Linked DNA regions of Mus musculus: region 2 is linked to region 1. Evidence: chromatin loops called from intact Hi-C (ENCODE). Cell type or tissue: gastrocnemius. All regions are shown on one strand. Each heading gives the region's core, and the rest is flanking DNA. Links, peaks and the distances in the headings are about the cores only.

The links. Hi-C counts contacts between places; a loop is a spot of excess contacts. Peaks named below come from ENCODE experiments on the same cell type or tissue, not always from the same donor. Only the 100,000 strongest peaks of a DNase experiment are listed, where the experiment ranks them.
Region 2: it touches region 1 in a loop (2.2-fold over the local background); 10 of 42 quality-filtered maps call a loop at or near these places.

The regions. Positions count from the first base shown.
Region 1 is chr7:100,105,314-100,111,345 of GRCm38, forward strand. It overlaps Pold3 (polymerase (DNA-directed), delta 3, accessory subunit), which reads right to left. Exons shown (of 12, transcript NM_133692.2): 4 at 3,199-3,238; 5 at 1,250-1,382. Among named protein-coding and RNA genes, the nearest start is that of Pold3, 13 kb to the right of the region's middle. In gastrocnemius, for the core only: a CTCF peak has its summit at 3,231; no DNase peak of the experiment used is centred there.
Region 2 is chr7:99,925,552-99,929,551 of GRCm38, forward strand. Rnf169 (ring finger protein 169) reads right to left here. Exons shown (of 6, transcript NM_175388.3): 5 at 1,542-1,641; 6 at 1-932. Among named protein-coding and RNA genes, the nearest start is that of Gm5115, 5.3 kb to the right of the region's middle. In gastrocnemius, for the core only: a CTCF peak has its summit at 1,927 (motif pointing right); a DNase peak (open chromatin) is centred at 1,959; H3K27ac peaks cover 647 bases.

The sequences.
Region 1 (6,032 bases), core at 1,255-5,254:
TTAGCCACAGGCAATGACTACGCAATGTCCTGTTTCTCTCTCGGCTCTCTTTACTCTGACACTACCATCTGACAATTTCTACTGGACCTCTGAGTCTCAACCTAGATGCCTTAGCCTTTTGGAAAAGCCACCTCTGCTCCCCTCACTCCACCCATCCAGAACCTGGTAATAAGTGTCAGTCTCCAGAACTGTCTCATGCCGTTCCTCTTGATAGCACTGAACTGAACTGCCATCTCTAGTGGGCCACCAACCTCAGGAACAGGTAGTACTCGGCCTCAAAAGTATGTAACAACTCAATGGTACACATCAGACATACACCAAACAAATTCAAATTATCTTTTAATTAATTAATTTGATATTATATGTTAAGAGTGTTTGGCCAGCATGTATGCCTGTACCCCATATGCACACCCAAGGAGGCCAGAAGGTATTAGATCCCCTGGAACTGGGGCTATAGATGGTTGTAAGCCACCATGTAGGGGACTAGGAATTGAACCTGGGTCCCCTGCACAATCAATGAGAATACTAAAATACTGAGTCACCTTTCCAGCCCATAAATTTAAATTATAATTAAATCAAAGTGGTAGATACCCAAGAATATTTTTAAAGAACTGACTTGAACCCTCAGTACAATCTCACAAAGTAGGAATTATCACAACTGATTTAAAGATGAAGAAACCAAAGCTAGAAAGTACTAAGTAATTTGTCCAGAGCCACTGGGCTATTAAGTAGCAAAACAAGACTAAAACCCATGATTATCAGTGTCTAAAACCCACACATATCATAGCCTGTCACTGTCCAATGCCCTGAAGAACACAAAAGATTTACAAGATCTGATCTTGGCTATGAGCTTTGGGGACAAGTTACTTTTGGCTGGAAGGAATGGGACGTCAAACTTAAGAACAATTTTTTGAAGGGCAACATTTAATCTAGCTCTTAAAGAATGGGTAAGAGTTAGACAAGCAGAGACTAGAGCAAAGGGATAGAGGGGACACAACAAACATCTCTGGTGGTGATGACAGGATAAATATATGAGAAATAGATTTATGGGGAGTCCAGTGGGGTTTCAATATGGGTTGTGGCTGCTATTTTTCACCTTATGATGTACTAATAAAACTAGGCATGTGTCTTACTGCAAGATAAATGGGGTTTTACTAGACTTGGCACTCACTCTTAAGAGGCAGCCACTGTGTAAACACCTTACAAAATCAATTCGTAAAGAAGCCCACAAGAACATTAAGGAGCTTACTTGCTGCAGTTCTGCAAATTGCTTTTAAGGATGTCATAGTCGGTATTGAACAGAGGCCCACTGTCCTTTAGCATAGCTTTCTGGATGCTGTACACATGGATGCTGGCAGTCACAGCTAACTTGGACTTCACTGCTACAAGTCAACAGGAAAAGCAGTCTGTTAATACACAACTTCATAGCTTGTGGGGACTTTAACAAGAAACTCTTCTGCACCAAAATCATTTGCTATCTATGGTGGTCCAAAACCTCTAACAGGCCAAACAGCTACATAGAAAGTAGAAGAACATGAAGCTCTGTCTGCAATGGGACATGTTGGTACTGAGTCGCTTCCCAGTCCAGCACCTGTGAGGGTGTGTCTCACCCAGGGACAGTCAGCAAACAGTGACTGATGACTAATGATGATTGTGAAGCTTTGTGTTCAGTCAGTTAAGTACTCTCTACCTGAGAAGACTTATCGCCACCAAGACTTACTTGTATGTTTCAATTTCAGCTTACAAAAAGCAGCTACATAATAGTATTACTAATGAACTGAGTCTACAGAACAAAATTAAAAGACCATTATCATAGGAGTAAACTATGGATTCTACAAGGAAAGAACTGTGCCTAACCTGTTCACTGTCCCCACAGCCTAGCACAGAGTTGGGAACATATTAACCACCACATATTATGCAGTTTCTTAACATTTCCTTTTTAACCAGAGATTTTTATGTGCATATATATATGTACACATATATACATACATATATATATATATATATATATATACACACACACACACATTTTCATATATATGTAAATATACAATTTAAATATTTATTGATAGTAATAAAGAATTTTATTTTAAAACAACCCTTTTGGCATATACAAAATAATAATTTTATTATCAAAGATGAAAACAAATTTAACATACTACTGAAACAAATGTGTGTGTTTATTTTTCTACAAAGCAAAGAATTGAAATCTTGGCTGAATATTTGATCCTGCAGAATGCAGCACATATCAATGTTGTTTGAGTTGATCAATATTTTGCTTTTATAACCATCAGTGCTAACAACACTACCACTTTGCAGAAATACAAAGTACAAAATAGAGGAGGTAAATTTAGGCCATTTCAGATTTGTTAGAAACCCTGTTGTAATTCAAGCTGAAATTTACTAAATATTTAAAAAAATAAAAAATAAAACAAGGAACAACTCAGATAGCATGTTTTAGAATCTAATATCCTAACATAAATACAATCCCAAACACACTAATTTGATGTTTACACACTAAGGAACGATGGTAGGAAAATACTAATTCTTTGTTTTTCATAATTAAAGTATCATGTTTCTGTAAGAGCACAGAAGTTTGCATATACAGTGAATAGACTACAGCTGAGAACATCCACCACGGCATGAGCCGTCCCGGTGGGTCAGGCTATCCTCACTGGTATTGCATGGCAGGCAAAGAGCACTGACCATGTGCTCAGAACTAGGCTGCAGTGAGGCTACATCATGTAACATGCCTGAGCACTGCCATGAAACCCACGTTCTGTGGGCTCATCATCCCACATACACTGCTACATTCACTGTCTACCACACTGGGTAGCTAGCTTAGTCTTGGTTGTTATGAGTTCAGTTTGATAATCTTTTTTGCAGGGTCTAGATTCGGTTTTTCATCCCCACATAGTATCACAATCCACAGCTTAAGGAGCCATGTCATCTGGAACTCATGACAATATTTTTATGTATGTCATGAGTCTTGAAATCCTGTCAAAGATTTACTTTATATATGTCAGCCTTAAAAATGTGAAGTTAGGCAAATATAAGAAGACTAACGATTCAAAAACCATTAGTAAAAGGAATATAAGATTGTCTGGTTAAATAGCCAAATACACTTTATACAGACTGTACCCAACCAATGCCGTAAGAGGCAAAGCGAAAAGTTTATTCAGCTGCTCAAATTCTTACCTTCCAGTTTATCTTCTCTCACTACTGCAACCTTGTGGCACTGTAAGGAACAACAATTCATCAGTAGTGAAGTTAAAGAACTCAGAATTTCAGCTTCTTTGACTCAGCTATGAAATTAGAAAAGCACTGGGTACCTGAAAATACACTACAGTATAGGGCAGTCTGACTAATTTTTAAATGGTATATTTTACATCATCTTGAAAAGAGATTAAGGAAAATGAGAGGCCAGCCTCAGTACTTTTATGAAACAAAATTATCTCAAACAGTTTAAGAGCAATTTTTAGTAAATGATTGAATGATAACTGGTATATAATCTATGGAACTAAATAAAAGTTAGATCTGGCTATTCTGCTATACTCATAGACTGTCATCAAAGAGGCTTCATCCAGCAACTGATGGAACCAGATGCAGAGACCCAAGTATTATACAGAGTTCAGGGAGTCCTGAACAAGAGGAGGAAAAAGGATTGTAGGAGCCAGAGGAGTCAAGGACACTACAAGAAAACCTGGAGAATCAACTAACCTGCTCTCAACCTGGACTCATAGGAGCTCACAGAGACTGACCTTGACAATCAGGGAGCCTTCATGGGACTGCATGTGTGTGTGTGTGTGCGTGTGCGTGTGCGTGTGTGTTATACTTGTATAGTTTGGTGTTTATGGGACACCTAGCAGAGGGAGCACAGGCTGTTTCTGGAGCTTTTGCCTGCTTTTAGGATCCTTGTCCTACAGGACTGCCTCATCCAGCCTTTATTATTGCAACTATTGTCCAACCTAATCTTATTGCAACTTGATATGCCATGTTTGGTTGATATCCCTGGGAGGCCTGCCCTTTCCTGAAGGAAAGAGAACTGAGTTTAAATAGATCTTAAATTGGTAAATTGCCACAATGAGTGGTTTAAGCAGACTATATGCTACAGGAAAAAAAAAAAAAAACTTGCAAAGTAAAAAATTCCTGAAAAAAAATTTCAGTAATTGTTAGTAAAAATATTCATTTTTTCCTCTAAATCTTATATTTGGCTACAGCAATAAGTATTTATGTCAATGTTAAGAACACACCAAAATCCTTAATATAAAAGAGCAATTTAAAAATCAAGCAAGCTTTTTTTGGTTGGTTGGTTGGTTTTTAGGAGACAGAAATTCACATTGCTCAGGCTGGCCTCAAACTCAAAAACTCCTGCTTCAGGTTCTCAAGTGCTGCCAATTACAGTGTGAGCCACCATGTTTGGCAACAATGTAATTTGTACTTGTTTTGGTGTTTCAGTCCTGATGGTCAAACCCAGAACCTTGTCCATGCTAGGCAACTGCTCTACCACTGAGCTATCTCCAATATATCAAAAAATGCTTTTTAGAAATGTAGTCATAAACTTGAATTACAAGAATTCATGGATTCTTTTTGTTGGTTCCTTTTCTAGTTAAAAAATGAAGTAAGGCAACAGCTCAGTTGCTAAAATAATTGCCATGCAAGCATGAGGCTCTAAGCTCGATTCCCAGTGTCCATGTAAAAAGATGGGCATGGCAGGACCAATTATAATTTGAATGCTGAGGAGACAGACAGGAGGATCCCGGAGACCACTGGCCAGCCAGCTTAAGCCAAATCAGCAAGCTTCAGGTTCCAGGCTTGTCTCAAAAAACAGAGGAGACAACTCTTGAGGAGTAATGCCCAAGATCATCCTCTGACTTTACCAAGTGCTTGTATACCCTTAGATATATGCATACATGCATGTGTGCGAACACACACACACCTGTACCTGCACACACTTACATGATCACAGATACAAACCAGACATTCCCAAAAATGTCACATCACATTCTACTCAAAAATGCCAAGCTTATGAAAAAAAAAAAAAAAAAAGGCACTAGGAACTAATCATTAAAACACTGCAGATCCATAGTTTAGCCTTAGAAGCAGTAATTAACTGATGCCTAAGGAACTAGTCTAGACTACCAAGCAGTTCAGTGTGGCTAAGTGTTCCTCTGCTTGGGGCTACTGAAAAAGCACAGGCCTCAACAGTGGCCATGCCACCTTACTGTACAACAGCAGTGCAGATCAGCACAGAGCTGGCTACTGCAGCGGACACCTGTCACGGTGAAGGGCCCAGTCAGCACAGCATCACAAACCCTGCTTCATGTCAGAATTTTATTGTACATTTTTGAGATCAATCTTGCCCAGACTCGCCTGCATCAACCTCCCAAGTGCTAGAGTTCTAAACATGTACAACCACACTAGGCTTCAATAAAAGTTCTTCACAGTGTGGTGGTTGACACCTTTAATCCAGCACTAGAGAGGCAGGGGGATTGCTGTGAATACGAGGTCAGTCTAGTCTACCAGCCAAGCTACAAAATGAAAGCTGTCCTTAAAAAAAAAAAAAAAAAATCTTCATAGATCCCAGATTAAAATTTGACTCTTCTGTTATGTCTGGCAAATGAATAATAAATTAGGTGATTTTTTAAAAATCATCAACTAAAAATCACTACATAAAACAGCTGAGAACTTGTAATTATAAGCCCTAATTAGCATAACAAAAACCCACTAACCAGTGGTTCTCAAATTGTGGACTGAAACCCCGTGGAGGGTTGCATATCAAAAATCTTGCACATCAGGAATGTATATTACAGTAGAAAATTAGTTATGAAGTAGCAATGAAGTAATTTTATGGTTGGGGTCACAGCAACGTGAGCAACTGTATTAAAGGGCTGCAGTGTTAGCAAGGTGGAGAACCACTGCTGACTAAACACCTAAGAGTCTCAACAGTACAAAAACAAGGAACGAAACACTGGCTGGAGAACGCAGGGCTCTGAATCTAAAGTTCTGCTTTTCCTCATAAAGCTCACCTA
Region 2 (4,000 bases), core at 1-4,000, 180 kb before region 1:
CGCCTTTTCCGGCCTCTGCGCAGGGAAGGAATCGGCTCCTCTCCTAGGCTGTTGACCAGAATGCCATTACCCAGATCAAAATGATTGAGTGTCTTCAGTTGTTGTTTTGTTTTGAGGACCCCACCCAAAACATCATTTTTGGGTAGCAGTGAATTAACCGCTGCAGTCTTCATGACTGTGCTTATGCAAGTTTTGACTAATGTGGCGTCCACGGTGGACCCTGACTCCTCACACTGCTCCCGTTCCAGAGAAGGCCCACTGGAGGCTCCTCCGTGCTCCGAGGAATGGCAGGTTTCCAGTGAGAACTCACGGCTCCGTTTTCTAACACAGTCCTGTTCTACTTTGGTCTGGTTAACAGAGGGGAAGCACTCAAGGGCAGTGGAGGTGGGCCCAGCACACTCGGAGAGCACCTGGACCCTGGACAGCCTTGTATTAAAGGCCAGAGACGGCCTCTCCTTGCTGGAATGGATTGTGTCAGAACCTGGAAACTCTTCCCCTGCTTCAGGAGCCAGGGAGGTGAGAGTGGCTTTGGAAAGGGTCTTCTTGATCTGCCGCTCCTGGAAGATCTGCTCCCACTTCTTGAGGATGCGAGGGCTGGCCTCATATGAAGTCTGCTTCTGCAGGCTTCTGGTCAGGTTGCGAGGGGTTGACTTGATGATGAGAGGACTGAGCACCCGGCCATCAGGGAGTCTCTTGGGAGGGGTGCATGGCGAGCAGACGATGGGCTTGAAGTGGTTTAGCTCTTCAGAGATGCTGTCATTGCTTTCAGGGCTGATGGAGCGCTCTGGCTTATGCAAGGAAGCCAAGGATGAAAGGGAGCCGAAGGGCAGGCGCTTTTCGATGGTTAAGTCAGGGGCAGAGAGGCAGCGGTTGTTTTGAGTAGACAAGAGAACACCAATAATGGGGGTGGAGCCTGGAGTTATAGTTGTGATCTGAAAGAAATATAAAAGATCATGTGTGTGGTTTTTTTGACTTTTTTAATCTTTTATCTTTTAAAACTTGTATATGTGGTTCTGTATGTACGTGTATGTACAGGTGTCCAAAGAGGCCAGAAGAAGGTGCTGGATCCCCTGGGGCTAGAATTATGGGAAGCAAAGGCCCGATGTAGTCTAGGTCTCTGCAAGAACAAGTGCTCTTAACTGCTGAGCCTTCCCTCCAGCTCTCTCGCACATGCATTTTTTTCTACGTAAGTCCTTTAGATGTGGGGGGAGGGGTAGAGAAGGAAGGTAAAGGAAGGGTGGTGTGAAAAAATGGGAAAAATTCCTAGCCTAACTCATACACATCAGTAAGAGAGTTAGCAACATCAAAACCTGAAGATGGATCTTGCCTAGACCAAACCTTCTGAAAGGTTTCTATAATGGCTCCCCATCTGTCTACTAATTTGAACCTTCTTCCTTCATGTCTTTTTGCAGGATTCTCTAGATGATTAATCTAATCTGCCTGGGATTCCCTCTGCCCTGTGCAGGGAGCTTCGTGTGCTGAGGTGGAGGATGCAGAATGGCGGAGCGCCGCAGCAGCCCCAGGCTGACCACACCTCGTACCTTGGCTCTGTTGGGCGGAGCTGTTCTGAGCCTGCTCCTCACTCTGTCCTGAACTGTGTCGCTGCAGCTCTGACTTCTCTGCACCTTGGTGTTTAACTTCCTAAAAAAGAATACACAGTTACAATTAGTCCATACATGAGTTTAGAAAATGGTGACAATCTCTTTCCATTCTAAGCCATTTCTCAAGAAAGACAATCCCCATAGGTAGCTAGAATAGAAAACGGGTTAATTTAGCAACCAAATGCAAAAGAGAAAAAGGCTTCCAAAGTCTTCCAGACACATGATTTTTATCTTATGTATTATAACTTTACAATTGTTGTTCTATTTATTTTTTGTGTGTGGGTGTTTTGCCTGCACATACATCTGTGCAGAACATGTAAACCTGTGCCATGGAGGCCAGAAGAGGGCGCTGGATCCTCTAGGATTGAACTACAAGTGTTTGTGAACTGCCATGTGCAATCCAATCTGTGTCCTCTTAAAGAGCAGCCTGTGACCATAACCACCGAGTCAACTCTTGAGCCCTTGTGTTATGACTTGCAAACCACACTCCACAGCACCTGCACTGAGCACTGCAGTCCACTGTGTTAGCATGCCAAATGAAGTAACAGAATAGCCCTTACATAGCTAAAATACAACCTAAGTGTTTAGGTTGTTACCTCTGGGTCTTTGATTTATTCTGAACTAATCCTCTGCATGTGGTAAGGGCCTGGAGGTCTAACTGCCTGTCAGCTGTCCCTGTGCCAGACAGAATCTACTGTAGAACTGCGTGCACACACAGGTGGTCACCTACACCACACTACAACTAACGTTTCCAATGACTCCAAATAGAAATTATTCCCTCAATTGATACTATTTAGCTCTTAAACAGAATGCAGCGTATAAACTCTTTTGTAGACAGGACTTTTAATGTCAGAGTTGGCTCAGGGAAAACAAGGAGGCAGGGGTGGGGTGGGGGGGGGAGGGCAGGGATTACCCCCCAGAATTCTCTGCATCTTGCATCTCCAGAGAAAGCCTGTCTAGCACTCAGAATTCTACTCCAGCACCTGCGTGGTTTCTCCCATCCTATGTCTCATGGCCCCACGGTGTTAGTGGGAGAAGATGATGACTGTAACACATATTTGTACTTTAGCAAGAAAATTCAGCACTTAAGGAAAGTCTCTCTCAGTTCTGGAGCAAACAACTGCCACTCTAAGACGACAGTTCTAAGAAGCAAGCTGGGTTGATACTTAGAAAAACATTAGAATTCATTTGCACTGCTAGAAGCCACACACATTGCCAGTCACATAAGCCATCCCAAAATGCTTTGTAAATAATGAGCACTTGGACCAGGGATTTAGAGATGAAAGATGGCATTAGTATTTCAAATACATGACTTTGGGTGAGGCAAACAGACACTGAGAGGAGAGAGTGAAGAAAGAAGAGCTCGCACCGTTCAGCAGAGCAGCTCTGGAACACTGGGTTTGATGCCACTGGAAGGGGAGCTGAAGCCACACCTAAACCCCGAGCTCCAGATTCGGTACTGGGGAATTAACAAGAGTCTTCACACCAGGCCAGGAACCCATCTGGTCAGGGGCAACGGCCCAGCTGACAGTTGACTTGTCTAGTTTCAGGTCCAAATTACAGACACACTCATGTCAACTGTGGGTAGCACAACTGTCCCTTCAACTCCGTATTGGTGAAAGAAAAAACCTAGGGGCAAACTCACATTTGTGATGAAGCGTACAATGAAGATCGACAGAAGTTCCTGACAGTGAAAATATTTTTGATAAACGTCAACATCACTGATCCTTTCTCTGTCATTTAGAGAGGAAAGTACATTTTAAGCAGCAACTCCAGGCAAAGCACTAGACACGAGCTGATGAGCTAATTCAAAGGCACATCTAGTTCCTGAAGGCCACCACATTAGAGACTGTCCTGAGGGGCAGCAAGTGCACAGCTAAGCTCAGAGTCTGTCCTAAGCGCTGCAGCTCTCATGCTCCTGCATGTTGATTCCCAGCTGGGCGGCTCCCTGACAAGAGGCAGGTTTTCTTCCCAGAGAGTGATCTTGCCACCCTTGTTGAGAATCAACTGACCGCAAATGTATAGATCATTTCTGGACTCTTAATGCTAAATCCATTGCTCTCTGTCTGTCTCCTAGTCCGGCACTGCACTATTTCAATCGCTGCCATCAACCTCTGTCCTTTCTCTGGGCAGCTTTGGATATGTGGGATCTCCTGGGATCCCACATGAGAACTTTAGCATCAGTCTACATTTCTGCAAGGAAATCCACTAGAACTTTAGCATGTGTTATACTGAACTTTAAGAAACTACTCAGGGATTACTGACATTGTAACAACATTAAGTCTACCAATTCATGAACAAGATGCCATTGCATTTATTGAGATTCTTCTAACATCAAACTTTGGAATTTTCAGTATTAAAGTTTTATGCTCCCGTGGTTAACTTTATTTCTAATTATT